Linked DNA regions of Homo sapiens: region 2 is linked to region 1. Evidence: chromatin loops called from intact Hi-C (ENCODE). Cell type or tissue: endothelial cell of umbilical vein. All regions are shown on one strand. Links, peaks and the distances in the headings refer to the core of each region. The heading gives the core; the rest is flanking DNA.

Evidence for each region. A loop is a pair of places that touch in the nucleus more often than their neighbours do. Peaks named below come from ENCODE experiments on the same cell type or tissue, not always from the same donor. Only the 100,000 strongest peaks of a DNase experiment are listed, where the experiment ranks them.
Region 2: a loop joins it to region 1, with 2.3 times the contacts of the local background. A loop is called at or near these places in 4 of 110 quality-filtered maps.

Annotation. Positions count from the first base shown.
Region 1 is chr5:74,034,242-74,037,160 of GRCh38, forward strand. LINC02122 (long intergenic non-protein coding RNA 2122) reads right to left here. Exons shown (of 3, transcript NR_183289.1): 3 at 22-1,771. It overlaps LOC124901003 (a long non-coding RNA gene), which reads left to right. Exons shown (of 3, transcript XR_007058820.1): 2 at 970-1,077; 3 at 1,453-1,536. Among named protein-coding and RNA genes, the nearest start is that of LINC02122, 67 kb to the right of the region's middle. RefSeq lists an enhancer at 856-2,055. In endothelial cell of umbilical vein, for the core only: a CTCF peak has its summit at 1,450; a DNase peak (open chromatin) is centred at 1,550.
Region 2 is chr5:74,210,781-74,213,699 of GRCh38, forward strand. No RefSeq gene overlaps it. Among named protein-coding and RNA genes, the nearest start is that of LINC01335, 96 kb to the right of the region's middle. In endothelial cell of umbilical vein, for the core only: a CTCF peak has its summit at 1,733 (motif pointing right); a DNase peak (open chromatin) is centred at 1,751.

The sequences.
Region 1 (2,919 bases), core at 321-2,820:
TCTGATTGTAGTTTTTTTCATTCTGCTTTTTATTTTCTCATTTTTCTACATCAAACATGGATTAATACAAAAATAATTCAATCATTATAACACATTAAAGGTGATTAGCCTCAGGCACAAAAGATGAAGGGCATTCAGGAGGCATTTGCCATAAACCAGGAAAGAAATGAGAAAGGCTTGTGCTGGACTCCAGTGGTTTCCAGTCCTAGCTGTACTTTAGAAATACCTAGGGAGGTATTAAAAAGTACTCATTTCAGGCACAACACAGACTAATTAATTTAGAGTCTCTGGGATGGTACCTTGACACTGGTATGTTTTAACGTCTGCCCCCTGCCTTGCCCCAAGTGACTCTAAAATGTGCAGGTGGAGATAAGTCCACTACTCTAAGGCAGTGGCAGTTGGAAAGGAGAAGAAGAGGATTTGGACCTGAATTACGTTCCAGGGGTGGGATCCCTAAAAAGGATATAAATCTTAGGACATGAATTTGGCTTTAGTGGGTTTCCTTCCATTCTATATAGCTCTCAAGGTCAAGTGCATTGCTGAGGAATGGACAATAGCCTCTGCTGATCCCTCTGATCTAAGCTGCTGCTGGCACGGCAGCATTGGAGGCTACATCCATTCTCAGCACATTTGGAGTGCAATGATGCTGCAGGAACAAATCGCCCACCTTCCAAATGCCCTGTGAGTGAGTCAGTGCTCAGCAGCATTGGCAAGGCGGAGCGCTGTAACGGCAAAGAAAGGATGACATCTCATATACATGTGTGAACAGGACTGTTTACTCATAGGATGATTATTTTAAAGGAGACGTTTGGTTTTTTAAGGTCCGTAGAAGTTTGTTTCATCGCTAATCGCAGCGGGTGTAGGTGTTAGCTAACATACCGGTAACTGAATGTTCTTAGCAATACTGCAATAGCTTCCCTTAAGGTTTAAAAATTACAATTTGATTTTAATTGCCACCTCTCTTAATAGGTGTTACTCAAACAGGAAGGAAAATGCCACATACTCTTACCAGTTCTTGATGCCAGAGATTACTAAAGCAATTTGGAAAGATATCGAAAAGGTGTTGAGAAAATACAGGTGAATTTTAATACATGATGTGTATTGACATTTTTACTCTAGGTAGCAACAGAGAGACTTCTGTATTGCTGGGGAGGAATTATATGAGATTTTGGCTACGGAGACAGGATTTCTCACTTCTTATTGGCTGAAAAAAAAATAAATGAAGCCATTAGAAGCAGTATTGAAATATTAATCATACCTTCCAAAATTAAACACTCTTTTAAAAATAAAAGTTACACAATCTGTCTTTCACTTCATCTTTGACTTTCATCCCAACACTGGTGGGAGGAAATAAGCTCTGGTTAAAATCAAGACTGAAAGTGACTTTGACTTTGCAGAGAACAGTGTCAAGGCGAAGAACTTGACTGTATCTTCTCTCCCACTTGGGGTCAGTGTTTAGGCACATGAGAGAAGATGAGGAACCAGGACAGGAAATGGCAGCGTTTCCACCAAAGGTCAAGGGGAACATTAATGGGCTACATTCCAGACCCAAGGCTGACGATCTTCTTCAAAGGAGTCAGTGGTGGAAACACAGACTCAGAGCCACTCCCAAAAGGTACGATGAGGTCAGGATCATTGAAGAGAGGCAGTGCACAGGGGGCGTTCGGGTGAGCATCTCTAAAGTTACCTTTCTGGTTGGTCTTTGACATCAAAGTGCGTAAGTCTGCCTTTCATGGGCAGGTAGAAATGCTGTGCAGGTGAAAACAGGCCTCTGGCAAGATAAGAACAGAAATCTTTGAGCTTCAAATTACAGATCTTTATGTTTCACTGAAACTTGTCTTTACAGGGGTGTCAGTCTCCACTGTGACTGACCACAAAACCCTGCAGGAAAGAGGCTGTGGGTTTTCCTGCGTGGTCCCCAGACCCTAATATGCCCATGTGGCTGCCTAATACACATCTCTATTTAAAATGTTCAGAATCTGTGTACTTGGTAAGTAAATTTCAAACAATACCCTTCCTCTCTTCCGCTCCCTGTCTCCAGACCCCCATTTTCCCTCCCTGAAGATAACCACTGCTAGTGCATTTTTAGACTTCCTACCGGAGATAGATATTCTTCTTGCTCCGTTTCTCTCTCTCTCTCCACACGCACACACACTCACACACACACACACATAAATACATATACACACGTAAACATAACATATACATATTTTTACATAGATAGAACTTCACACACTGCTCTGTACCTTGTCTTGTTCCCTCATGTTCACTTATCAATAAATTCTGGAGATCATTCCACGCCATTCCATACAGGACTGATTCAATCTGTGCATGAATGCATAGCACTCCACTGCAGAGGTGAACCACAATCTGTTCAACCAGGCCTCTCTAACTGATGGAATTTAGAGTTTTTCCAGTCTTTGTCAATGCTGCACTAAATGTCTTTGTATAACTATTTTTATGTCTGTGGAAGTATTTCTGAAAGATTAATTCCTGGATATAAAATTTCTGAGTACATGTACTTTAAGTTCTGATTGATATTGACATATTTTCCTTCAAATATCGAGCCAATTCATACTCTATCAAGAATATATGAGGCCTTGAGAATATTAAGTGAAAGAAGGCCACAAAAGACCACAGAATATATGATTCCTATATCATGAAATATCTAGCATAGGCAAATCCATACAGAAATCGATTAATGGTCACCAGGGGTTGGGGGAAGGAAGGAGCTAAAGAGTAAGTGGTATTGGGTGCAGGATTTCATTTCGGTGTGACGAAAATGTTCTGAATTCAGATAGTGGTGATGCTCCTACATCTATAAATATGCTAAACCCCACTGAATTTTATACTTTAAACGGATGAATTTATGATATGTGAATTCTATCTCGATAAAGCTCTTATTTTAAAAAATGCATG
Region 2 (2,919 bases), core at 206-2,705, 180 kb after region 1:
TAGCAGAAAAGAAGCTCTTTGCCATCTGTTATACTGCATCCTTAAAATGATACCTTAGAAGTAATAGTGAAGGTTCAGAGTCCAGGGGCTGTCACAGAAGAGAACTGGAGATCATCTCAATGTTTCTATAAATGTTGCGCCCTGTGTTAAGGAGACATTCATTCATTCACTTAATAAACAGCTACTGAGAACTTACCATATGCCACCCACTGTGTTAGGACCTGGGATATTGCAAGAAGTAAAAGACAAAAGTCCCTTCCCTTGTGACTCCAGCTGTGTGGGAGATGGGTATTAAGCTAATACACGATAAACGACTAAATCATTTCATGTGTAGGAAGGTGAAAGTGCCAAAGAAAGGACAAACTGAGCATTAGGTAAAGGGAATCGGGAATGCCGGCAGTAGGTGATGAATTTCCACTTAGAATAAGATGGTTGGTCAGGGCTGGCCTTCAGAGTAGGCTCTAATGACCCCCACTTTCTGGTCTTCACACACTGGGGTAGCCCCTTGCACCACCGTGCCACAGTTGGTCTGTGTGGCCAATAGAATAGGGCAGAAATACTGATACATCATTTCTGAATCTAGGTCATAAAATATAATGGCCTCTGCCTTTCTCTTGGGTCACTAAATCTAGAAAAAGCCAGCCACCATATTGTGAGAAGTGCCCAAATGGGGAGGCACCGAGGCCTCCTGCTAACAGCCAGTGCCAGGAGCTTAGAGGACCCTCCTGCCCAGGGAACACTTCAATGACTGCAGCCTGGATGGCACCTGGACTGTGGCTTCCTGAGAGACCTTGAGGCACAGCTACTCATCCGCTCCTTCCAAATTTCCTGATCCACATTAACTATGGGATAATAAATGTTTGTTGCTTTAATCCACTAAGTTTCAGGATAATTCTTTATGCAGCATATGCAGGGTGGGCCTCATTATGAAGCTGGCATCTAAAAGAAACTTTAAAGGAGGAGAGGAAATTAGCTATGTGGTTGTCAGGGGAAAGGTGTTACAGGCAGGGGAAACAGCTGGTGCAAAGGCCCCAGGAAGGAACACACCTGGTGGGTACAATGAGCAGTAAGGTGGCCAGGAATATCCGAGAGGGAGACTGGGAGGCGATGCAGTCAGAGACACGATGGGGACCTTGTGAGCATTGAAATGACTTTGACCCTCACCCTGAGTGAAACGGGCAGCCATTGGAAGGTTTTGTTTTATTTTTTCTGAGACTGAGTCTCAACCTATTGCCCAGGCTGGAGTGCAGTGGTGTGATCTCGGCTCACTGCAACCTCCACCTCCCAGGTTCAGGAGATTCTCATGCCTCAGCCTCCTGAGTAGCTGGGATTACAGGCGCCCGCCACCACGCCTGGCTAATTTTTGTATTTTTAGTAGAGATGGGGTTTCAGCATGTTGATCAGGCTGGTCTGAAACTCCTGACCTCAAGTGATCTGCCCGCCTCGGCCTCCTAAAGAGCTGAGATTACAGGCATGAGCCACCACACCCAGCCCATTGGAGGGTTTTAAACAGAGAGGTGATGTGATCTGAATTAATATCTAGTAAAGATCAGCCCAATCATTTAAGTATTTGAGCCTTTTTCAGAAATCATGCACTGAAATCCGGAAAGAGACATAGCTGCCCTCCTTTCCAAGGGTCCCCAGCAGGGTGACCGGTGCTTGATACCAGTTTCAGTTCTTAAACAAAATTGACTAGTTGCCCTCATCTGTCCCATATCAGCTCTGCTCCTGTAGGGGTCGCCCAACACCCCTCTGCCTTTGGATCATCTTCTAGTGTGGTCTCACCAGCTCCACTAGCCTGAGACAGGACCAGAGTCTCACAGGAGCCACCTTCGGTGGTGGAGCTCTGAAAATACGTGTCTATCAGGACCCTACTTCTGAAGATTGTGATTCAGCTGGCCTGGGATGGGGCTCCACATATGTTTATCTGTACCTGTATGTGCCATCTATATCTATATCCAATGTATAGCTATATCAAATGGATGCCTATAGCTATAGCTTTATTTTTTAAACCCTTCAGATGATTCTAATGCATATGACTGAAAATCCCTTCTATGAGAAGTGTGGAGAGCTGGGATCATGTCACATTTACTCTTGTACCCACATCAGGTCCTGGCACTTGGTAGGTGCTCAGTTTACATGTCGTGAATGAAGTAATTACTCACATTGAAACATGGGAATAGCCCACCCAGGACCTAAGGTCCTGCCTCTGCACTACCCAAGTTAACCTATCAGGACTTGGTGATGTGCAAGGCTCTGGGAAGAATGCAAATTAATGAAAAAGCTTGGTTCCAGTTTTCAAGGAGGAAATCACCTTTTTGGAGTGAGGGGCAGGCACACATGTAATGGGAAAGGTTCAGTCCAACAGAGTATAAAGCAATCATCAAAAGGCAGGATTCCTGGAATAAAAGTGTGAGCTGGAAGAGCAGAGTCTGCGGAATTATTAAAAAATTGTTCTCTAAGTTTTAGGGCCTGTGTGCCCAGGAAGATGAAAATTATTGAGTAGGGTTTAAAGAGAGAATGATCTTGAATTCTAGGCAACAGCAATCTGTTGGAGGAAGATAAGGGGGCCAGTGGGGCAGGTAGATTGAGGAAGGGAAGGGGGATCAGGAGACGGCGTCAGAGACAGAAGGTTGCAGGTTGCTGGATTGGATTTTTAGGCCAATATACTGACTTTGTTTTTTCACTCTGAGTGACTTGGGGAGTCAGCAGATGATTCCGAACAGAGAAGTGACATGCTCTGGCTTCAGTAGGGTAGGGAGAAGGGAGATCAGTTAGGAAATTCTGTGTAATAACCCAGGTGAGAGATAGCAATGGCTCAGATCAGGGTAGTAACTCTGGAAATGGTTAGAATAAAAGGCCATCCCCATTGTGCCATAAATAACAAATAGCAAGTGCTTATATGGAGCCTACTGTGAA